Regions from separate parts of the Mus musculus genome. Here regions 2 and 3 are each linked to region 1. The links are chromatin loops, found by intact Hi-C in ENCODE. Cell type or tissue: heart. All regions are shown on one strand.

The links. Hi-C counts contacts between places; a loop is a spot of excess contacts. Peaks named below come from ENCODE experiments on the same cell type or tissue, not always from the same donor. Only the 100,000 strongest peaks of a DNase experiment are listed, where the experiment ranks them.
Region 2: a loop joins it to region 1, with 5 times the contacts of the local background. A loop is called at or near these places in 5 of 42 quality-filtered maps.
Region 3: it touches region 1 in a loop (6-fold over the local background); 3 of 42 quality-filtered maps call a loop at or near these places.

The regions. Positions count from the first base shown.
Region 1 is chr6:55,241,219-55,249,218 of GRCm38, forward strand. All of the region lies in intron 5 of Mindy4 (MINDY lysine 48 deubiquitinase 4), which reads left to right. Among named protein-coding and RNA genes, the nearest start is that of Mindy4, 42 kb to the left of the region's middle. In heart, no CTCF peak of the experiment used is centred here; DNase peaks (open chromatin) are centred at 473, 4,683, 5,453 and 5,893; H3K27ac peaks cover 906 bases.
Region 2 is chr6:55,321,822-55,329,821 of GRCm38, forward strand. Gm38819 (a long non-coding RNA gene) reads right to left here and starts at 6,574. Exons shown (of 2, transcript XR_869121.2): 1 at 6,358-6,574; 2 at 3,815-5,352. In heart, a CTCF peak has its summit at 3,115; DNase peaks (open chromatin) are centred at 3,220, 4,680 and 5,680; H3K27ac peaks cover 349 bases; H3K27me3 peaks cover 1,002 bases.
Region 3 is chr6:55,351,514-55,359,513 of GRCm38, forward strand. No RefSeq gene overlaps it. Among named protein-coding and RNA genes, the nearest start is that of Aqp1, 19 kb to the left of the region's middle. In heart, CTCF peaks have their summits at 4,636 and 7,329; DNase peaks (open chromatin) are centred at 4,778 and 6,368; H3K27me3 peaks cover 383 bases.

The DNA.
Region 1 (8,000 bases):
GCTTCTGCCTTCCACCTGCTGGGATTCAAAGCATGAACCAACACACCAGGCTTTGGCAGAAGTTTTACTGTTGAGGTTAAAAGAGAATGTGTTGCTTGCGTCACCCCCACCCCCGCCCCATACACCCACCCACGCTTCCTTACAAACTCCCATGAAGTCTGTTTCCACTAAGGGATCCAGACAGGAAATGTGAAAATCTGAAATCCCCATGTACTGACTTCTTGAGGCAGTTGTGTGCTCTCCAGCTTTGGGACCCAGAGAGAGTTTTAGTTCTGAACCGCCACTTATCAGACCAACCTTGAAGAGCTCGTTTCTCTGCCATGTCTCAGTTTCTCAGTAAGTCCCCGATCTGCCAGGCTTCCCACATGCAAGCTGCCTGTGTTCAGTAAGTGGGGACCTGCCTTAGACACAGGGGGGGCAGAGAGGGAAGGGATCCCCAGTTTGGACTCAGGGGTAGTCACACCTCATTTCTAGTGAAATTGGCTGCCAGGAGAGGCACAGGAGGCAGCTTAGCTGGCTCGGGGACACATCTAATTTTAGCCCAGAGTGAGCTGGTTCTAAGTCGGGGCTGGCTTACTCAGGAGAATTCCACAGCTCCCTGGTTTGTGTGTGTTAGGTAGCATGATGCTCACTCTCACAAGGTTAATGAGCTTGGGACAGCCTTTTCCCGCTCCTCCTTCTAAGAAACATCCATCCGGAAGACAGTCTGTGCTCTGTGCTTTAAGAGTAGGTCAAAATTTCCTGGAGGTTCTTTTTCCATGATGGGCAGTGTGGGGTGGAAGAGGGAGTAACTGAAGGGACCAGTTTTGGTTTCTCTGTCCAAATTGGCGAAAGACAGCTGCTTCCCTGGGCCTGTGTGCCTAACGAGACCTCTGGTCATCCCAGCAGCTACAATTAGTCATGTACTCCAGGGGTTAAAGGAATAAAAAGATGAAAAAACAAAAAACAAAAAAACCAAAAACCAAAAAAAAACAAAAAACAAAAAAAACCAGAGCCAGGCCTTGTGGGGAAGGCCTACAATTCCAGCTACTTGAGAGACATACTCAAGGTTTGCTTGGCTAAAGAACGAGTCCAAAGCTCAGTCAAAGCGATGTAGTAGACCCTGTGTCAAGAAAGGGGTAAGGGTCGGGGTGGGAAGGAGCTGGAGTGGTAGCCCAAGGACAAAGCTCTTGCTCAGCATGCCCAAGGCTCTGCTTTCAGTCCTTACTACCACAAACCAATCCTGGACTTAGGTCACTTTCAGAGACAGTCTCAGAATTCCTGGGCCTGAGACGTGCACTGTCTGGGTGGCCTTTAGAGTTCTTCCCTGTTCTTGTTTTTGTTTTATGTTGATTGTTAAACCCAGCTTTGCACACGCCGGGCAGGTCTCTATCATTGAACTTTGTACAGGTGGGATGGGTCTCTACCCCTGTGCTTTAGTCATGCTGGGGAGGTTCTTGACCACTGAGCTTCCCTTCCACGTCCTTTCAACTTTGAAAATGTCATGGGTATGTTTGTGTGCTTAGTGTGTGCTAGTGTGTATGGAAGCCAAAGGGCAACACTGGATATCTTCCTCTTTTGCTCTCCACCTTATTTCTTGAGACAGGGTCTCTCATTGGATCTAGCACCTGCCCATTTTCCTAGGCTGACTGGCAGCAAGCCCCGAGAATGTGCCTGGCTGCTTCTCTAGCGCTGGGATTACAGGCACGTGCTCTGTGCCCAGCTTGGTACATGACTGCTGGGGATTGAACTCGGGTCCTCATGGTTGTATGACAAGCACTTTACCAACTGAGAAAAATGCCTTAGTCCCTTCTTTAAAAAAATTCTATTTATTCTTCACTGTTTAATGAAACTCACTCTGTGGTCTCGGCATACCCTGAACTCGTGCTCCTCCAGCCCTGCGCCTACTGAGTGGCAGAGATTACAAGCTTGCACCATTGCGCCTTGCTGGATGGACTTTTTAAAGAGAAAGAAATCAAAACAGCATTTCCTTTTTCAAATTCTCTAAGAATCACAAATGGCATGTATACCTTTGAGGACCCTTTGTAAAGACGGGCTCTTGGAGCTCCATTAACCTAATGGTACAACAGACTTTATTGAGTTGTTATTATAATTCTTGGATGAAATTAATACACTTCCATAGTGTTGAGGTAAGCGGTCATCTTGAAGTAAAGGCCCACCTCTCAGTGACAGGGCTTTGTGAAACATTTTACTGTATGGTTTCCCCCTTCCTCTGTGTCACCACAGACCTATGAGTGGGAGATGGATTTATAGGGGACAGCTGAAGCCTGAGACTCAGTGTCCCCATTTGTAAAAATAAGACTGAAAGTCCCTGTGCTTACACAGGACTGTGTGAGAATTTGACTTGAGAGTTGCTGTGCAGGTGCCTGGGAAAGCAGTCAGTGGCTGCCACCAAGGCAAAGCTGGCGTTTAAAACACCTAGACTGTCACAGGAAGGTAGATCCGGGCCAGGGCAGATCGTCTGAAAGCCACTCAGAGACACAAGTGTCATCTAACAAGAATGGCTTTGCTTTCTCATTTGTCTCTTTCCGAATGGTTGTTCCTCCTGTGGTCCTGACAGTGCTGTTTCACACCTGCCTTTCCTAGGTCTTTAATGAATATGGCCAGCAGGGAATGGTCATGTTCAAAATGAAAATACATCATCCTACAAGTTGTTTTACACTGTCCTTTGGCTAACTCAACCAAACAGAACTAAGTAGATTGAGTGTTTGATGGGGCCAAGGGAAAGTCGGCCTTTCTCCTCAGCATGGCTCCCTTCCTTGGCTATATTTGTTGGCCTTCATTGCGACAGTAAGAGTAGAACTACTCCCCCAGTGTGGCTTTTACTCACAGGTAAGCAAACATCTCCACACAGCTTTTCAGCCACTGTGGAAACCCAGGCCACTTATGCAATGGCTTCCTGGTGGTTGTGAGAACCTTTTATAAGTCAGAGGATGACTGTAATCTCCCTGTGGTCAGGTCAAGGTTATGGAGACATCCTTTCTATCACAGACTCTCAGACCATCCTTGGGAGGCAAGTCTGGAAAGTTATGTCCCAAGAAGTGTCATTCCCATTGAGTCTTTGTGCCACTGGGGAGGTAGAGTCCTAACTAGAGGTAACATCAACGGTTGTGTTGCCTGGCAGTGTAGGATGTGCCCTGCTCACTTCTGGATTACTCCTGAGTGTGCATGGGCCAGGCTTCCCATCATTTCTTCAGCATTCTTCTCCATCCAGCTTCTCAGGAGTGGGCTTGGTTAAATCTGGGAGCCCAAGTAGTGTGCAGAGGGCCAGTGGCAAGACCATGATGCAAGTAGGCCATGGGCTGACATCACTGTGCTTTGTTTACTGTCCGTCTGAGTCAGAAGCGTGGATGCTTTGATGAATTTGTTCAGGGATGTAGCCCATAGAGACTACTTTTCTCCCAAGAAGACGCTTATGCTCTTGGAGTGACATTACCTCTACATAGTTTTAAACATTTTTTTTTAAAAGACACACTCTATATAGCTCTGGTTGTCCTGAAACTAGCTATGAAGACTAGGCTGGCTTTGACCTCACAGAGATCTGCCTGTCTCTGTCTCCCATGTACTGGGGTTGAGCTCGTGTACCATCACACCAGCCTCCTTTCCTTATGTACTGAACATCTGCCTCTTAGCATCAGTCTCACAGTGAAGTGGAACTCAGACACACCCAGAAACTCAAGTCCTGAACAAGAGTCAGCACAATGAGGACCACAAAGCTTTGCTGAATTATATATCCCAGAAGGAAGGGCAACCTTTCCTAATTGATTTAAATATTAAGAAAACGCAGCCAAGGCCTCTTGCTTCCAACATGGGATACTTGAAAATGAATGGACCAGAGTGTCTATAGCCTTGCCTGTTCCCGGGATCTTGGGGAAAAACATGACTGGAAAGTTAGAAAGCCATTCCAGACCTAGTCCAACCTGGATGTCTTAGAGCAGTGGGCTCTAAGTGGGCTCCCTCCTAGCCCAGTCCATTTCTCTAAGGCAGTGGCTCTCAACCTGTGGGTTGCAACCCATTGTGTGTGTGTGTGGGGGGGTGTTAACATATCAGATATTTACATTATGGTTCATAACACTAGCAAAATTCTAGTTATGAAACAGCAACAAAATAATTTTGCAGTTGGGAGTCACGATAACACGAGGAACTGTATTAAAGGGTCACAGCACTAGGAAGGGTAAGAACCACTGCTCTAAGACATCCAGGTTGGACTAGGTCCGGAATGGCTTTCTAACTTTCCAGTCAACTGGGCTGCATCCTGGTGAACTCCGAGAGCTTCAGAGCTCCCAGAGGGAGAGCCATTCATTACTAACTATGCAGAAGCCAAGAGCCAAAGTGGAAGAATAGGAGTACAATACGAGGGAAGGTCATAGCTAGTACAGTTTTGTTTTGCAAACTGTGCCCTTGAAAGAACCCTCTGAACGTGAGACTTGGGTAAATTTCTTTGTTCTTGGAATGTTCCAGAATCCATCTTGACTCATGGAATAGATATACAGGAAGAAGAAGTGTTGGACGTGCTCTTGGATTTTGCCCGGGCTCTGCATATTTCTTGTCAAGGGTGTGTGCCAAAGCACCTCAGGAGGGACACAGACGGAAAGAGAGTTAAGCTGAGCAATTATCACCCCCAAGAACAATGGTCCAGGAGGCCAGGGTACAACGTGTATTCCGCCCAGCCAGATACTGGGTAGATGGATTTTCCAGGAGGATGCAGAGCCATCAGTGACCCACCCCCAATCTGTCATCACCGGGTGATGCCTATCTTTGTCCAACCTTCGTCATCATGGACCCGGATGAGAGAGACCTGGGTATGCAGCCCAATTCCCAATTAGGGATTTTCATCACTTGCAGGAAGATCATTTATTTGGGTTGAATTGTTAAGGCAGATTGTTTTCACAGTGTTCCAAGCAGAGAGCATTCTTACAGGAAATACCAGACCAGCCAATTATAGTCAGGTTTTCCACATCCTCAAGAGGAAAGGAAAAAGATGGTGAGAGAAAGAGAGAAGGAGAAGAAGGAAGAAGAGGAGAAGGAAGAGGAGGAGGAGGAGGAAGAGGAAAAAGAAGGAAGAAGAAGAAGAAGGAAGAAGAAGAAGAAGAAGAAGAAGAAGAAGAAGAAGAAGAAGAAGAAGAAGAAGAAGAAGAAGAAGAAGAAGAAGAAGAAGAAGAAAGGAGAAAAAGAAGACATCGATGAAGACGTTGATGACAACAGAGGAGGAAGAGGAGGGAAAGGAATTTTCTTTCTATTCTGAAGGCTGACATTTGGGGAACTGGCAAGTAGCGTGTGAAGTGGAGACCTGTTGAAGTCCCCGAGCTACACAATGTGATGGTTAAAGCACACAATGACTTCTGGATAACCCGGAGTCCTTCCCGAGACCTCATGTTCTCTGTGGCTTAATTTTAAAAACGTCTGCTGATCATCTGGTGGTGGAGCGAGGCAGAGGAAGCCCCTCCAGAGGCTTGGACACCTCCCATTCTTCACCCTGGCCCCCAGTGGTGAGATGGTCAGGAGCTTCCTTCCTCTCATGAGCTTGTTAGTAACCCCAACAGGTGGCTTCCCAGCATGGTTTGCATCCAACCTCAGCACCGCATCTCCACCTTCCCACAGGGACTTCATCCATGACCACATAGGAAGCCAGAGAAATGGGGAACAGCAAGGTGAAAGGGAAAAGCAAAGGAACCTCTGCCGTGGAGAACCCAGAGGTTTTTAAAAGCCTTTCGTATCAGCAGGTCTGAGGACGGGACGCTCCAAGGCAGCTGCCTCTCCACAGAGCAGTCTTTAAGAGCATGGTTCTGCTGGGAACGAAGGAAAAGAGCAGCATGCAGCTGCTCATGAGGGGTCTGGGATAGGATGTGTCTGAAGGGCTGAAGCCAGGAGCACCATATGTTAGCATCCTTAGAGCAATCTCAGAGACACCGCAGGTAAAATGGGGGTGGGGCGAGACTTGATTAGCTATGCAGCCAGCCATGTCAGTCTTGTTTGGTCTGTGCGGTCCTAACTACTCTGCCAGATTCCTGTCTGGCTCTCACCGACAGCGTCCCTGCCCTTGTTGCGTGCCTCTGGTGTACCTTGAGTGGGACACATAGTCGTGTGGATGTGGACATGTTCCTAAGGCAGGGAATGTTGCATAGTATTCGAAAAGCCATTCTGTCCCTTGAGCCTGTCCCTTCTTTAGGAATGTCTATGGTATTTGTTTTTATCAGGTTCCTTTTCAGCATCAGTTATCTCATATTTTAAATCTCTCATAAGTTGGTGTGAATTACATCATTAAATTTTCTACCGTTAAAGTCTTGCGTCCTTGAGGGGTCATACTTTCCTTGACACTCATGGTCAGTGCAATTGCTCAGTGTTTCATTTCATAACTCGCACTTAGGTGGGCAAGTGTGAGTTTCCTGGAGGTTGTTGTATTTGCACCGCCCTTTGCCATCATCTCAGGTAGTGCCTAGCAGCTGCTGTGTGTGTGTGCATGCATGTGTGTGCCTGTGCTCTTTATTTACTCGATACAGTCACCCACTTAGTTTATACAGCCTTCTTTGAGGGAAGGTTTTTTTTGTTTGTTTGTTTGTTTTTGTTTTTTTTAATCAATAAGAAAACAGTTGCACAAAGAAGTGAGTAACTTGTCTCCCTTGCAGAGATTCAGGGGTGCTCTCCTGAAACTCCTACCCAAGTTGGGCCCTGGATCAGAAACGCCACATTCAGAGTGGAAACCGGGGAGAGTTATATCTCATTTGGTGGCACAAATCGGCAAGAACCATGCACACACGTTGCTCAGGCTGCTCTTGAATTATTGCTTGAGTGCTTCTCTGGCCTCCAGTCCCTCTGTGTGCATGCTGGGGCCACAGGCACGACCCATCCTGCCTGGTGAGATTATAGTTTCAGATTTCCTGTTCCTTCTTGAGGCAATTTTGTGATTTTATTCTTTTAAATTAAGTATTGTTTTGTGTGTGTAAGTGTGTGTGCTTATGCATGTGCTGTGGTGTGTGTACAGCGCTCCGGAGGCCAGCAGTGTGGAATGGGTTCTCTCTTCTAGCTTTAAGTGGGCCTGAGCTCTGGTCACCAGGTTTGTATGGCAAGTACCTTTACTTACCGTGCCATCTCACCAGCCTAATTTTGAGATCTTTCTAGAAGAACTGTCCAGTTTGGTTTGCTAGTTTTCAAATACCTTGTTTTGACCTTGGTTATCTGCTTCTCTCTGAAGACATTCTGTTTAAAATGTTTTAACCCCTGTCTTGCCCTCTTAGTATTGTTGGTTACCCTGTCCTTTCTCCTTGTCAGTTATGATGAATCAGGCTAGCAGATGGATCCCCCCAGGGGGCACCTCTGGTAGTCTCCTCAGGAAACCAGCTTTGGGGGTTGCTGAACCGCTCTACTCTCTGTAAGTCTTGTACGTACTTTCCTGCTGTTTCAGGACTTGGCTCTTTGCTGTAAACTTTCCACAATAACAGGTTCCTTATGACACTCACTACCCGCTGTTAACCATGTAACGGCGTCGTCCCAGAGCTGAGTTTTCTGTGTAGCCAGTTTGAAATAGTTCTAACGTCTACTATCATTTCTTTAGCATTACTAATGTCTTTTTTGGAGGACTGTAGAGGAGCTATCTTTATTATTGGATTTCTGAAAAAAAAAAAAAAAAGAATTCTTTGCAGTCAGAAATACAGCTTGGAATATTTTGAAAATTGCAGCTTGTTTATGTGCAGCTTTTGTAATTAAAGCCGTATGGACGAACCAAGGATATATATTGTTTAATAGTTGGCTGTGTTAAATCACGCATATTATTTTGACCTTTAAATATTCTTAGTTGTTTTTTTCCCTGTTTGAGGTATGGTTTGCTGAGAGGTGTGCTAAGACTTCCTACTGTGCTCACAGGTAAACCCTTTATCCTTTGTTCTGTCAAAGCTTTGTTCCTGTATTTTGGGAGGGTTGTTAGGAGTACAGAGATTCATGGTGGGTACGTTTCCCCTTTTTAATTCTGTAACAAGTAGGTTTATTGCTAATAATATTTACTT
Region 2 (8,000 bases), 81 kb after region 1:
CTCTAGTGGTAATACGAGCCATGGGCATCCACACTGATCCCTGCAGCTGCATAGCCACAGATGCAGACATGGCCCTGGACCTCCCATGGCTCCGGGTTGACAGGGCTGGTCACTCACAACAGACTACTCCTCTCCACCCTCCAGTCTCCATGTCTATCTCTCTTCATAATGCACACTGTGGTGGCTCTTGCATCTAACCACCACATACTTGTACATTGTGGTGACTCCTGCTTCCATTTTACCATGTGCCTGACAGGGCCCTGGGTGACATTCACCGTCAATGTTGTGTGGTGTGGTAGCAAACAGGTGCCAGTGCCATGCTCCAGAGGGCAGGAGCTAGACAATTCTTTTTGTTGTTTTGTTTTTTGTTTTTTCGAGATAGGGTTTTTCTGTGTAGCCCTGGCTGACCTGGAACTTGCTCTGTAGATCAGGCTGGCTTCAGACTCAAAGAGATCCACCTGCCTCTGCCTCCCAAGTGCTGGGATTAAAGGTGTGTGCCATCACCGTCTGTCTGGGTACACTGTTTTTCTAGGGATGAAGTAAATGGGTGGGCTTCTGTGGCCCATAGCCTTTTCCCAACCAGTATTAAAATTGTAAATGCTCACTCACATACATGTGTGTTAAGGAGTTGTAGTTGTTTTTCTGTTGATCTACTTGGAGATGTATTCTGAAGTCTGCTGCAAGCTTTACAGAAATTCTCCTGGGGACTCTCTTACTTGGCTTTAGGAGCAAAGACATAGCCCTTTCTGCCCTTGCATCTGATGCCTCTATACAAGACACCCTTGCTAACTATAGGGCCCAAACAGGTCCCAGCACATTGTGGGGGCTCAATAGATGCTGCTTGCCAATCTCTTCAATCAGCAAAGAAGAAACTTCTCCAAGCTACTACCCTGGGCCTTAAAGCACAAGTGAATAACTGAGAGAATGATCATTCCAGACTGAAGGACGGTGTGAGCAGACAGACATGGCAGTCCCAATGTCTGTCTCATCCTGGAAGAACAGAGGTCCTCTCAGAGGACCACTGTTGGGAGCCAAAAGCAGACGAGGACCCCATATAGGCCAGAGTGGGGCACTTCCCTTGAAAAGGGGATTTGCTCAGAGACCTATCAGGTCTCTATCCATTCAGGTGAGGGGAGAAGTAGACTGCTGGTGGGAGGGCATCACAGGTAAGGAGTGCATGCATGGGTTAAGTGGTTATGTCCTGTGGAGGACCCTAACACAGCCACCAAACCTTCAAAGGATCCTCAGAGTTACAGGAGGCAATCAAATTAGGCTGCCAAGCCTCTTGGCAGGTATTTGGCTCCACCTACCAGAGTCCTCCCTCCTCCCTAATCATGCCCTACTCCTCATGGGGCTGTGAGAGATGTGATTATCAGGCAAAAATGCCAAGCATGTGTGATAGTGAAGATTGCTCCATGCACACTTCAGGATGGGGGGTTGGCGGGTAAATGGCATAGCCAGGCATAACATGGCCAGGGCTTTTGTGTTAAGCTTCTAGTAGGTAACAATTGCAGAGAGGGCTCAGGATCCCACCAGACAGGCTGAGGGTTGAGCGGTGGCCATAGCCTGCAGGTGGCCTCACCATGCTTTCTCTCCTGTGCCCAGTCCCACAAATACCTATTATGCACCATTTTTCTCCAAGAGAGTCACTAAAGACCTTGCCTGTCTCTGCAGGTGGGGAAACTGAGGCACTTTTCTTTAGTGGCAGGCTCTTGGAGCCAGACCACCAGGTGATACTTGAGCCTGCTTCTTCCCGTGTTCTTCCTGCCTCCCTTCCAGCGTGACATGAGCTCCGCCCACCTAAAAATCACAGCCGCAGTGTTCACTTCCCCACGAATCTGTCACTACTGAAGCCTTCCTTACTATGGCTGGGTCCTGCCTTGCCTTCCGTTTCCCAGGTTCAGCTGTCACTCCCTACCAATCACATGGGTTGTCTCCAAAGCCCGCCTTGGGAAGCCCCTGAGGTACTTTCATGATGCTTTTGACTTCTTTGCCACCACCCCAGATCCTTGGCAGAGGGTCATGGTCAACAGGCTCCCCTTAACACGGATGCCACCACACACGCGCGCACGTGCACACACATGTGCAGCCCACCTCGTAGGCACTGTGCTGTTTCTCTTCTCCTTTGGCCCAGGGCTCTTCCTTCCCTCTTTGCTCATGTACAAATCCAGCTGAAGGTTATAGCTACACGCTTTGAGAGTGCCCTGCCCTGTCACTCCCCGAAGTGTGTCTCCACTAACAGCCTGTCACCGAACACTGGGGCTGGGCATCTAAACCGTTGGTTCAGGTTGTTCTGAGATTAAACCTACCGCCTTTCCTGTGGGCTCTGATAAGGGTGATCCTGGGTGTTTATCCTTTTTTTTTTTTTTTTTTTTTTTCAGTTCTCTGAGTCCATGAAGTCTGACAAACTTCAACTTCTCCAGGAAGCCTCAGAGCTCTTGGCGATAAGCACAGTGCCTGACCACCTCCCTGTGGTCCGCTCACTTTCAAGGTGCTTGAGACACTTGGTGTCAATACCATCCCTGAGCCTTGCCCTTCCCTGCCCCTTCCCGACCCGGCACGGGAAGCACTGGGGCCATGATTAATAATTACCTGAGGACAGAGTGTAAACAGTCGCTGCATGGGAACCTTACACTGAGGAACGGTTGTTCACTATCGATCTCCTGACCTGTGCCCTACACATTCGCAAGCCCTTCTTGGATGACTGGGTGGAGCAGAGAGTGCACCGCTCACACTGTGGTGGGGCTAGGAGAAGCAGGGACACAGCTATTGGGTGGAAGGAACCGAGGAATCTAGGGATGATGGGAGCTAAAGACGTCAGAAAGGAATCAAAAAGGACTTTAAATGGGTTGAGGGGTTTGCTTCTTCCATGAATACTGGGGACCCATGGAAGGCTTTAGGGTAGAGGCGGTTCCAAGCTGTCTTGAGAATAAGACGCCAACCATGTGGACAGTAGACTGTAGAGGAGAGACCAACTTCAGCACTAAGGCTAAAGGACCACGTGGGAGAGAATGGGGCAGCCTAGGAACCAGGTGCATGGGGCCATGTCCTGGATTCAAGTCCCACTGTCATTCCTATTAGGCAAGCAAGCTTGGCTTGGAGCAGCTGCCCCCTCTGTTGGCTGCTTGGGCAGCCACAGGTCTTCCAGGAACAGTCTGTAAAACATCCCAGCCTCAGATGAAGGTTTCCTCTACTTGCCTGCCTTGGCAAACCACAAAGGAGGGGCCTCAGCTTGGGGAGGTGCCAAGCCTTTGTTCAGATTCTGTCCATGCCTGGACCCCCTGCCCATTGTTTCCCTCACTGTTGTTGACCTTGGGTCTGATGGCAAGAATTGCTTGGCTCCTGAAGGTCAGTGTTACAGAATATAGCCAGCCAGGCAGGATGGTTCTCAGTCCCGTGGACAAGCTCTTCCTATGGGGTCACTTGGTGCCCTTATCTGTGTTCTGAAGCTGTGAGCCCCCCACTACCCTCTGGCTGTCTGGGGTTTCAGAGGCCATTGCAGAAAATGCTCAATCCCCGAGGACCAGGAGATTCCGTCATCAAACTTGCAGCCCCAGGATGGAACTCTGACCCTTGTTTGGTGTCAAGTTGACCCAGGAGCCCTGGGTCAGAGGCCCACATCTGTCTCCCCTGCTGTTGTCATCCTGGGTTTGGGGGGGTCCTTGCTGCACCAGTCATGGGCTGTGTGCTATAAGACAAAATAGGGAGATGGGACACTGGTGTGTTTTGGATTTGGAACTTGGGATTTGCTTGGTTTAAGTCTTAGTCCCCTTTTTCCCATTTATGTCATCCGAATTAAATTACACAACAACTGTTTGGGGCTGTAGCTCAATTGATATTAAAGTCTTAAATTCAACTCCCACTACTACATAAACCTGTCATCCCAACATTTGGGAGATGGAGTCAGGAGAATCAAAAATTCAAGGTTGTCCTTGGCTACAAAGCAAATACAAGGTGAATACACACTGCAAGAGACTGCCTCACAGTGCAAACAAAAAAGCAAACAAGTGAAATAACTGTGCCTCAGTTTCTCAACTCCTGGGATGGCAACAATGGGAGCACATATCGCTCCTCTGATGTGTAGACGCTGCAGAGTGCTTAGAATAGAGCAGGCAACTAGAAGTGCTCAGTCTTGCTCCTGAGAGCTAGACGGAGGGCCTGAGATGCAGACGTGACCATATGAGATGTTTCCATGAATGAGGCTGCCTGGACCTCATGCGTGCTGGCTGAATCCTGGAGAAGAAGAGTCTGACCCCATCATCCCCAAAGTCCCCTCCCAAATGGCGGCCATTTTCCCTTTGACACCTCTGACCTGCCCTCTTGTGGCTCCTGGGCCGTGTGGAGAAATGCCTTCTGTTGTTTGGTCCTCCCCATACCAGGCATTGGTCTCTAGTTTAGAAAACGAGAATGGGCCAGATGATGGGCCCTGATGCTGGCCTTTGTTCCCCGCAGTGACCACTTCTGAGAATGAGACTGGAGGCCACCATGACAAGCTCTGGGTGCAGTCTTGGAGGTCCTGGGGCCAGATGTGGAAACTAAGTCTTGTGATGTTCACCCTCCCTCCTTGCTCAGCCGCTCTGTGCAGGAGCAGTGGGTGCTCTAGAACATCTCCCTGGCTGAGGGTGGGTGGAGTTTCCTGCAGCCCCTCCCCTCTTATCTCCCCTGGTTTCCTGAGATTCTGGGAGCTCGTGTATCTGGGTGTCCTGATTCCACACCCAGGCCCTATTGTGTGGGAGCCTGGTCTTTCCTTCAATTCAGCCCTCTCCTCAACAGTGAGCATTCTAGGGAGTGACAGATCAGCAGCCCACAGACCCCGGAGGAAGCCAGCTAGCTAGCCGAGTCCTAGGTATCTGTGAGCCTGCTTCCTATCACTCCAAACCACTTCAGAACCTGCCAAGAGCCTCCCCTCTTCCCCGGCCACAGCACACACAGCTGGGGTTGCACCTCCAATAATCTCCTGTTCCCTGTTCTGGAACATCATCAGGGGCTAGAAAGCTGCTTCCACATGAGAGTCTAGGAAGGGATGGGCGTGTGCCAAGGACAGTTGAGTGCATAGGACCTGCTCTCTGTTACCTTCTCGGGTCACTTGAGTGTACCTGGTAAGAATGTATTTTAAAGGGGGCTAGGCAGAAGTTCCCCATGGCCCCTCAGCATGGACCTGCTTAGGTCTTTCCTCTCTCTCTGTCCTACCACCCTGTGCTCACACTCACCTTCTGAGAGCTGACTCCTCAGCTCTGCTCCCACACTCGACTGGCCAGCGGGGAGGAGAAGGCTTCCTCCAGCAGAGCCTCTAGCCTTTCCACCTTCCAGCATCTCCATCAGTGTGTTCTAGACCGGCTTGGGCCTCCTTATCTGTACAGAGCCGAGGAAGGGGTTGCAGAGATCGCTGCTGCTAAGAGTTTGAGGAGTGGGAAGAACACAGACTCACATAGCAAGGCATTGAGCCCCTCTTTTAAAGTCCCTCTCTTAAGGTCAAACCCAGCCAAAGCAAAGAGGCCTCATGGGAACCTTGTTTGAGCCTGGCTCGGCTAGAAGGCCAGCCTTATCCCTCCGTCTGTTTGGACCTTCCTCTCCCTACACCACCACCTCCCTTCCTTGATATAAACAAATCTATTGCCATATTCCCTCCTAGGAAACCTTTCCAGTCTGCAGAGAAGAGGCGGGGCTCTTCCACTGCCCAAAGACCCACGTTACCACTTCCTATCCTCGGGCCTGCGTCTCGCCCATCCCCTGCAGGGTTACATGATGGAGCGTCATAGGCCTACATTCCATCCTGTTTATGGATGGAGTGCTCGGCTGGCTGGGTCCAAGCCAGTTTGCAGTGTGTAGATGTCGTGTCCACGCCCCCACCCCCACCCCGAGCACGAGTGTCAATTTTGGCAAGGGTGGGAACTAAGAGCACTACGTCATCGTTTCTGAACCATCTTTTGGATTAGCGTATTACCTTACTGAGCCCCAGTCCCTCCCGTAGCACACCCAATGGGTGCACCAGCTACTCTTCAAGTCTCTGACTATAAGATATGTTTAGTCAATTCCCTGGCAGCCAGAATCAGGAAAATACTTTCTACTGATAACAGACAGCAGCACTGGCTATCTCAAAGTAAGAACTATCAAACAGCTCTTTCCATTCCTTCAATGGCTAGCTGCTCAGATGGAACTAACAATACATTGTATTCAATCTCTGGGTAAACAGCTGGCTGTGTCTGGGAATCTTAACAACTCAGTCCCTTGCGGCTTATGGTGTAGCTCTGGGACAAGTTGGCATTCCCTGGGTGCCTGTTAGAACGTGGAACTCTAAGTCCCAGTCAGACTTAGGAACCAGAGGCTGCAGTTTAAGAAAGCGCCTAGAGAACTCACATTCCTGTGAAGAGCTGAGAAGTACTGGTGACTCCTTCGATGGATGTTTCTAGAACAGATGTGACAGTTTCATAAGGAATGCCTGTTATGGCTCTCTTCTGTCCTCTGCAACTTCCAGACACCTTCGAGCTTCTTGGTAGCCCTCTGGTCTGTGCAAAATCAGCCTGGCTTTGTCTGACCCTTAGACTTTGCTCTGGCATGGTCGAGTTCCAAGAAGTGTGGGAGCTTTCTGCATACACTGTGTACTCTACAACATGGTTTCTTAAGGATGAAGCAGGATGCCCCCCAGATAAGGAGGGACTGGCTGTCCTCTGTGATGACAGGCTTTCTTCAGTAACAAGCAGGGAAACGGTGATCATGCCAGGCTTAGGAGCTGTCCTGCTATTAGGATAGGGAAACCAGCTCTAGAGACCTGAAGAGGCCCCCCAAGAAGCTGCAACTTGAGGAGATAGACCCTCGAGTCCCCATTCTTCTCTAAAGAGCTGTTACTTACCGTGGGGAGGTGAAGAACACACTTAGACTATGGCCTTGATGTGCAGCCCTGGAACAGGTGGCTGAGTAACTAGGACTCAGTAACTGCCATGGAGTAGGCTGCTTGGAAGGGAAGATACATCAGTCAGGGACAGGACTCACCAAGGGGGCTTTCTCGTCTGATAATGTATTTGTAACCCTTCAGTTCCAAACCATCTGTGGTTCAAACCCTGCCACCTCCAGGAAGGCCTCTAAGGCTTCTTTCTGCCTCACCAACCAACCAGTTTCCAATGACATCTCTCTGTGCCCTGGTCTCTTCCATCTTTCTCATGAGTGTGGGCTCCCTACAGCTTGCAGACCAGGGCTCTGGTACCTGTGATCACCCATGCTAAGTCATGAGAGTGACCAGAAAGGAGCGGATGAGCCATTTCTAGCTCATGAAGTGGCAGGTCCTTTTTGGTGTGCCCAGTACCCTGCTAGAGCCACTCTGTCTGGCAGAGAGAGGCGGTGGCCTTCTCTGTATGATATTTGAGGAGTCACTTGAGTCTGTAGACTCAGTTTACCTATATGCAATGGGGTTGTAGTGATCAAAGCCCCAGCTGCCTTCATGCTCAGATGTCCTCAGAGTCAGGGAAGGAGCTCAACACAGAACTCCTGGAGAGCTTAGGAGCCGATGACAGGGAGTCTCGAGAGTGATTTGGTAGGACCAAGGGACACAGTAGCAGAGCTATACCCCAAAGCAGGAGGAATATGCATGGATCTGGGGGCTGGACCCAGATAGGCTTTACAGCCGGGATCATCTCATCATTTTCTTATTAGATGAGACAGCAATTGCCTGTATGAGATGCTCTTGCTGGCCTGGTGGGCTCCAGGAATGTTGGCTTCACATGAATAGAATGCTCAGATGGATACAGGGGGAGGGGTCTCCAAGGCAATGGGGAGGGACCAGCCCTACTCACTCTACCTCCCACCCCTAGAACTCAGCCCACTAGCCTGGCTCACAGTTTCATGATCCTGAGGAGATAAAGCATGAACAAGAATGTTCTCATAGGTGCCCTGCCCTGTCTTTACTCCAAAGAAGCCTAGCACTCACTTTGGCACTGGCTGGCTGATGGGTTAGAGGATGCCTACTTCCATTCAGCTTTGAGAATGTTCCCCAGATATCCTGTCTG
Region 3 (8,000 bases), 110 kb after region 1:
GCAGGCACCCTAGGCTAGATGACCTGATGAGGAGATGTGACCTATTATACTGGCCTTGGTCTCGGCACTGTTACCCGTGGGCTCAAAGCAGGCTCCAGTGGAAGGTGTGGTGGCCCAAGGTAGCCACTTGTCACTTGACCCTAAGGACCACAATACCTTGGGGAACCTGATAGTTGTGTAGAAGATTCTTTTTCTTTGGGGTTCCTAGGCTAGTCCCCAGCATCCTTGGAACCACAGCGAGGAACCTGGCTGGAAAAGCACTGGAGGAACCGGTGCCAGGCCCCCACCCTCAACGTGGCCAAGCCATGTGTGGGGCCATTAGGATTTTTCCATGGCTCCTGTAGAGCATACCTTCGTTGGTCAGAGGCTTCTCGAGGAGGGGACAGTGATTAATGTTTTATGGACGAGCTGCTGGGCATGATGCCTTGTTTTCTTTAGGTTTAGAATACAATGAAGACGATGATTGGAATTTGCTTCCTAGCAAGGGGGCTGGGTGAGGCCATTCTTGGGAGGCCAAGGACCAAAGGTGCTGGTGTTTACCATTCTTAGTGCCAAAAGTGAAGTCTTTGCTTACAGGGTCATCTTCACAAGTCCCACTTTGAGACCAATGTCCAATGGGGCTTGTGAGAAAGGGTGTCCAGAAACTTCAAGAAACACTGCATGCAGAGATTGTTCTGTTGATCTTCTTGTAGCTTACTGACTGGGCACAGAGAGAGGGTACCACCACCTAGCTGCAGCTGGAGGGCAACTTGGCTGCACTTGGTTGAGTTAGCTTGACATAAAGTCCCCAGGTTAGCCTTAACTAACCATAGCTAAGGATGATCTTAAACTTCTAATCCTCCAACCTCTACCGCCTAAGTGCTGGGCCAACAAATGTATTTTATGCAACACTGAGGCCTCTGTCATGAATGCTAGGCCAACACTCTACCAATTCAACTCCTTTTCTAGTCCCCATTTTTTTTTAAATACCGTAATTATTTCTTGTGGGAGAACAAATTTAATTCATAGAGTTGTCCATTCAGTAAGATTAAGGGTCAAAGTGTCCATGCGCATGCACTTGTGCTGGAGAGTGGGGACATCTTCTGTCATACCCTGTTTTAATTTGCCCTTCTGTCTGTCCAGAGACCCTTCCCTGTAGTCAACTGTCTGGGGGAAGTCCAGTTCAATCCTTGAGGAGTACACAGACTTAGGCCTCTATGGATCTGCAGCCTAGTCCAGGACCGAGACTACCACACAAGCAGAGGCCACAGGAGTATCTTGTGCCCCCAGCGACTCTATGCGTGGGTGTCATTTGCTTTACCTACCTTCATGCTGTAGTTCACATCTAACTAGATCAGCTTGGGTTATCAGGGGACTAGCCAGCACAGATTTTTAAAACCAGCTGCAAAGTAAGTGACAGACTCATAATGTCTACAGTTATGACATCATAGGTAAGGGAAGAGAGACTCTCTGCATATGAGTCTAATCCAGAGGGGCAAAATGTGAACCTGAAAAATTAATAATGGGACAAAGCCCTCCATGATCAGAGCCCACACTGGCTGCAGCCTCTGACATTCTAGAATAGGCTAGTGTGTCCTGGCACCTTATTAACATGAACTTCCTTATTTTTTAAATTTAGCATATATTGTTTGTAATGCAACTTAAATAGAAAACAGAAACCAAAGAAAACAATAAAATTTGTTTAGGTTAATTTAAAAATTGATGGGTGGCATTTATGCCTTTGAGTTGTTAATATATCTCATGTGTCATTTTGGTGTGTGTGTGTGTGTGTGTTTGGATGCATGTATGTGTGAGTGTGCACGTGTATGTACACACGCACACTCTTGCATGTGATCAGTTCACTGCAGAGGGCTGCTAGGCCCTCCTGTGGAATGCCCACACTGAATCTGAGCTGACTATGGAATCTACCAGAGTTACAATTGCACAAATACCCCATGTCCACCTCACACCCTTCTGCACATTTCTTTGAACTCCAAGGACATATTTCTTTTTCTTGAGTTTTGAAAGACATGAGGGCAGCCACAGGGTAGCCCTCACTTCTGAGTAGAGTTACTCAGTGTTATATGCATAGCAAGCAACGCAAAGCTTTGCCAGGTCATGTGACATCAATGTCCCTATCCACCTTCTTTGTAGATGTCTGAACCGATCTCTTTCCTTCACTGACACACACAATGCCATTTTGCTCCCTCCTCCCCCAGGATTTCTTTCACTGAGAAATAGATACTAAATTCTAAATTTACTAAGAATACCGACGACCTGTGTCTTTGCTCAACCTGTTTCTCAGCTGACAATCTACACCAAAGAAGGTACAGCATAGACAGGGCTAGCCAGGTGTCTCACTCAAACCAGGTTTGGGAGGCAGGTCCAGCAGGTGACTTAGCATGAGCAGGGGCCTGACCTGCACATCACCTTGGAGTCCGCATCCAGGATGTGTTTTTCCTGCGTCCAGCATGTTCACCTGCACCTAGAAATGGGCAGGGCTTCCTAGGCCCTCCTTTATCTGCTCTTTTTGCCCCCTGCCTCTCTCTGCAGGATCTCAATTTTTCTCTCTTCTATCATCCTGCAGACCCCAAGAGCCTTCTCTGCTCTCCTCGCAGATTCCTAGGCCCTGAGATGAAATGACTGTTCAACTGTTCATGAAGTTCCCAGAATCACTGATGCGCCTGAACTGTGGCGGGTGGCCCAGGGCACTGACCACGCGAGACGGACTCCAAGAATTGCCCAGCTGCCAGTGGCCTCCTGAGCGGGGAGGGGCAGAACATCTGCCTCCAGGAATGTAGGGCTCAGAGACACTAGATCACAAATTCTCGGGGAGGCTGTGGCTTTGCTTCCAGAAGATTCTGAGAGCCCCAGCTCCCATCCCTTGTCATCCTTCTATATGAGTGGGAAGCCAACCCAGGTCACCCTTGGTGAGATCTTTGGAAGGAAAAAAAAGCCTAGAATGTTAGATCTGAAAGCAACTAAGCAGACTTGGGGATTTCACCCATGGTGGGGGCGGGGGAAGTGTTCCATCCAGTGCTGACCCCGCTCTCTGGCCTCCTCAGGAGGATGCAGGCCAACATTTCACCTAGGGAGCTGTGGTACCCAGTAACCTCCATCTCCATCTTGCCTCTGCTTAGCTGGGGTACACTAGCAGCCCCCTTTTTATCTCAGGTCCCCTGGAATACAGCACCAAGAAGAAGGTTGGAAGCAGATCAGTAGCAGAACCCCTTAGTACTCTGGCCAAAGAAATAAGACCCAGTCCAGACAGCTGCCTTCCAACCAGTGCCTGCCTGTCCTTCTCCATCCCCTGCAGTGTAGCCAGATGAAACCAGCATCCTGCCTCCTCAGCCTCTGGGCCCGACCCTTTTGGAAGTTGCTGGAGGGTTGTGTTCTAAAGACCTATTTGCAAAGCCCTGCCCTCCTGACCTTCCCACCTCCTCTCCCTGCCTGGAGGCTAATCTTTTGTTTCTGATCTCCTGCTGGGCAGGTGCCAAGACTTCATGGAGCAGGTGAGCCCTTATCAGTGTGACAGAACAGAAGGTACCTACTGACAGGCACATCCTAGGATCTGTAGGTGGGAGCAAGGTGAGAGCTGAGGGCGATATGAGAAACTAAGGCCAGTGAGAGGGTTCTGATCTAAGTCAACTAAGTCTCCGTGGCCTAGAACCTTCTCATTGCCCTGAGCTCGCCTTAGCTAATGCCTGATGTGGTAGTATGGGCCTTTCCCTACTTACCTCTTTCTCAAAGGCCTTCAGACCTTCTCATCCTCTGCACAGACATGCAGTGGTTGAGTCGATCGATCTACATGCCTTCTGTCCTACCTCGACTTCACCCTCCCAACCCTACCCATCCACTTTTGGCCGATTGAGTCCCCAGGGGTATAGAGACAGTCATTGAACAATGGAGAGAAGAAGGTTGTCTGCAGCTCAGACATTACTGGTTGCCCCCAGAGGGAGGGCAGGAATACAGTTTTCCCTGGCACTCAGGACTAGGGTATAGTGAAATAACTGGGGAGCGAGGGCCACGCACGGAAACTGATGGGAGGGTTTGCGGTTCTCAGTATGTATGCATTTCAGAACGGAGTCTGGGCCTGGATATTGGGGATCCCTGACTGAAGCCCTCAGAGTAGTGAGCAGAGAGGCCTCCAATGTTCCTGCAGCGTGTGGCAATGTACAGGAACTTTATAAACACATTGCCATGTTTGATGCTGATACATGAGCTGAGAGTGAGGGATTCAGTACTTAACGACATCCGAGAAATCCTTAGGTGTCAGGCACTATTCTGGCTGCTGGGTAGTAAACTAAAGGGGCAGTGTTTACATTTTATGAAGAACAAATCAGAGAATTTAGGCAACAAGCCCGAGGATGCGAGAAAAGGCAGACTGATCCATATCTGGAGCCAAGCTGGGGAGTTCTGGGGCAGAGTTCTTTCCACATCTATGCACCGGTTGGGCAGAACGACTGATGGTGTTCATGTCAAGGCAGCTCACTTCTGAGCCTCCTTTTCCTTAACCGACTTCAGGGCTGTTGGCTAAGCAGCAAATCATTGCTCATGGGCAATGATAGAAATTAAAATTTTACATGAGAACAGCTGTCCACTTTTGAGCTCGGTCTAGGCATTGGCATCTTCAGAATCCATAGGAAGAAGGCACGCATGGCTCTCCAGCAGGGGAAGTGACATACCAAAGCATCCTTGAACTGCAAGTGCCCTGAGCCCCTCCCAGTTCCCCCTGAACTGCTCTCTGGGTTATCAGGGGAAGCAGCTGAAGCTGTGGACAAACAGGCAGGGCAGGCAGGGACACGGGGACATGTGGTTTATAAATAAGGGTGGGCGGGACAAAGACAAATCAGGTAGGAGGTGGGGAGGGGAGCTGCAGGGAGAGGCAGAAGGCCTTAGGTCTCTACCCCACCTTGGATTTACACCCCTTCCCCAAGAAACAGGCTCCTCCTCAGATCAGAACTGACTGTCATCATTCCTCCTCCGTCACCTTCTCCCCACTGCACCCCACCAAGCCCCAGGCCCAGAAGCTCTGAAGGAAGCTCAAGTGGCAAAGTCCTGGCCCAGCCCCATGTACTCCCAGAGGGATTAGGGCTGCTCTCCTCTCCCAAGTCTTCCAGGCTCTCTGAACCACACCAGGATACATTCTAGATTTGTAAATGGAAGGAAGGGCTCCTCAGCACCAGGTGCTCAGGAAAAGGAGGGAGCTAATGAGTGTGTGTGTGTGTGTGTGTGTGTGTGTGTGTGTGTGTCCCAGTGTTGACTCTTTCTCTCAAGGCTTCACCCCTCTTGCTTGGAACAATGTGACTTTCTCATTTTTTGCCTCTTTCAGCTTTCCCAAGCACTTCAATTATTTATTTCATTAGAAAATAAAAAATAATATAAAATAAAATATATAGTTGGGCATTGAGGTATGCCCGAGAATTAGGAATTCCAAATCAACCACTGTGAGTTTGATGCTATCCTGGTCAACATGAGGCAGAGTCAGACAGCCTGGCTTAGAACCTGGGGTCTGATACCAACCATTTGATCTTCAATGATCACTGTGGCCTCAGTTTCTCCATCTACAGAATGGGTCATTGTGGACTTAGACTCTGGCACCACAGAGCTCTGGCTCACCTTTCTTAGTTCCCCCCATCTGCAGCTGCTGTTCTCTTCCACCTATACATTAAAGGCTGGATAAACCCCAAGTGGGGTTGAGTCACCATTTCCCCAGGCAACTATTTTCCCCAAGTACAGGGGGCGACAATGCAGAGTGGAGAAAGAAAAGAAACAGAACTAAAGGAGAAAGTGGGAAGGGCTTGGCCTGGAGGTGCCTCACTTTGTGGATCCCACCATGGCTCTAAGTGGAGTGCCTGGCCCTGGGGCACTGGCCTGGGCCTGAGTCCTGTGTGACTCAGGGCTGTGTGGCCCTGGATAGGTCTGCTCTCCTCTCTGGTTCTCAGTGTCTCTGCCCAGAAATCGAACAAGGGAAAGGTTTTTTCCCTTGCTTTTCCTGCCGTGCCCAGGAGTCAGGGCCAGCTGGAATTCAACCTGTAGCCCTTCTTGTTCTTTCTCTGCGGGGGCTTGGGGTTTCTCCCCTCAGGATGCTCCCACAGTGCTCTGGGCACACTCCTCCCTGGGTTCTTTAAGCTATTATGCCGTGACTGCTTTACCACCACTTAGAGAACCTCCTTTTCTCCTGCAAACTATCCACACAGGGCACATGCAAGGGACAGCTGAGACTGTCCAAGTCACAGGAGTCCCCGCTGCTAGGAGGAGGGCAAAGTCTGTGGAGAAGTTGGAAGTTTATAAAAGAATGAGTTACCCATGTACGCATCAAAGCACTCTTCCGCTAGAGGAAAACAAAGTGACACTGTTCCCACATCGCCTGGCTTGGCTGGAGGCCAGCGTTCCTCCTCACCCTTGCCTCTCGCAGCTACCTTGCCCTTCACCTCCACCCCCTTAGCAGTTACCCTGACCAGATACTGGCAGAAAAGGAAGGGGGGTTCCAGGAAATGAAGCAGGGGTCTGGGCAGGGTGGCATTGAGTGGACATGGTCAAGGACAGATATAGCGTGGTCCTTCCACCCTCTCTGGGGAAACTGGAATGCTCTTCCTCTGGGACCTCCTTGCTTCTCACAGGTAACTCTGGGCCTTCAATGTCCAGTACATGAACCCTAGAAATTCATACCATAGAAGTCTAGCCTTTACCTTGACCCCAATTTTGACCCTTAATTCTAAGACAGAAGACACACTAAACTCTGGACAGAAGTATCTCTGAGAGTGACCCACGAAGGCTGGGTCACCACAGGAATCAGGAGAGAGTGGCCAGCAGCTGCTTAGCTATGGTGAAGAGATGCCGAGGATGAGGAATGTGCCTTTGGGCTATCCGTTCCCAGGTGCCAGGGTCCCTGCTTTTTCTAGACCAGTCACCTCGACATTCCAAATGCTGCAAGCCTTTAATACAGTTCCTTATGTCATGGTGACCCCCCCCCCCCAACCATACACTTTTTTGTTGTTACTTCATAACTGTATTTTTTCTAGTTATAAATTGTAATGTAAATACCTAATATATAATCCTGTGACCCACAGGTTGAGAACCGCTGTTCTAGACTGTTTCTTTTCTCTGGAAGGAGGGCAACATGGGAGCAAATCTAGGAATTATGGTTGCTCTGATCTTACCCGGAGTACGACCCGTGAGCTGCGTCAAAAAGCCATTTGAGCCAAGTATCCAGAAGCAGCTAACCCCCTGAGGCTGTCCATGTCTAAGGCTCCACCCCAGCCTGGGTAAGTGTTTGGGACCCTTGACAATTGATTGGGAAATTATCTGGAGTCTGTAGCTAGAAAGAGATGTAGTTGCTCAGTTTCACCACTAGGGGTAGTGGATGCAGGCGGGACCAAAAAGTCTCAGCTAAGCTTTGCAGACACTAGGCTGCTCTCTGTGCCAGGGAGAAGGAAACTGCCCACTATCAAAAAAATCCACCTGTTTATGGGATGGGTAGAAATACTTCACCCTGGTATCTCTAGTACCCACCCAGTGTGGTAGAAAAGCCCTACCATTCGCTACTGCCACAATTTAAATGTAATTGTATATGTAATGTCCAGATAATTAAAAACACACACACACACACACACACAAGAATATTGGAGTAAAAGATAATGCTTGTTTTGGCGGTTTACCCACATTACAGCACTCCCTTCTCTGTCCCTGGGAACATATAGACATTCAGGCAGACACTTATATATATAAACATTGGGTTAAAAAAAAAAACGACTTCTGCACTTTCTGTTTTTCTCTTAAAACCTATGCATTTTAATGATACTTATTGAGTGGATTTTACCCAGTGTGCATAACCATGATCATGGTCCCTGTAGCTTCCGTAGTATCCCCAAATAGTTCCTCCCTGGCTCTTTACTCTCCACTCATGTCGTCCCCCCCCCCCCCCCCCGTGTGCCCTGGCTACCTCTCAGCTTCCCTGCTGCCTGAGCTCAGTTCCTGTAGGCTTGCACGCGGGAGGAATTATACCGAGTCTGATTCCT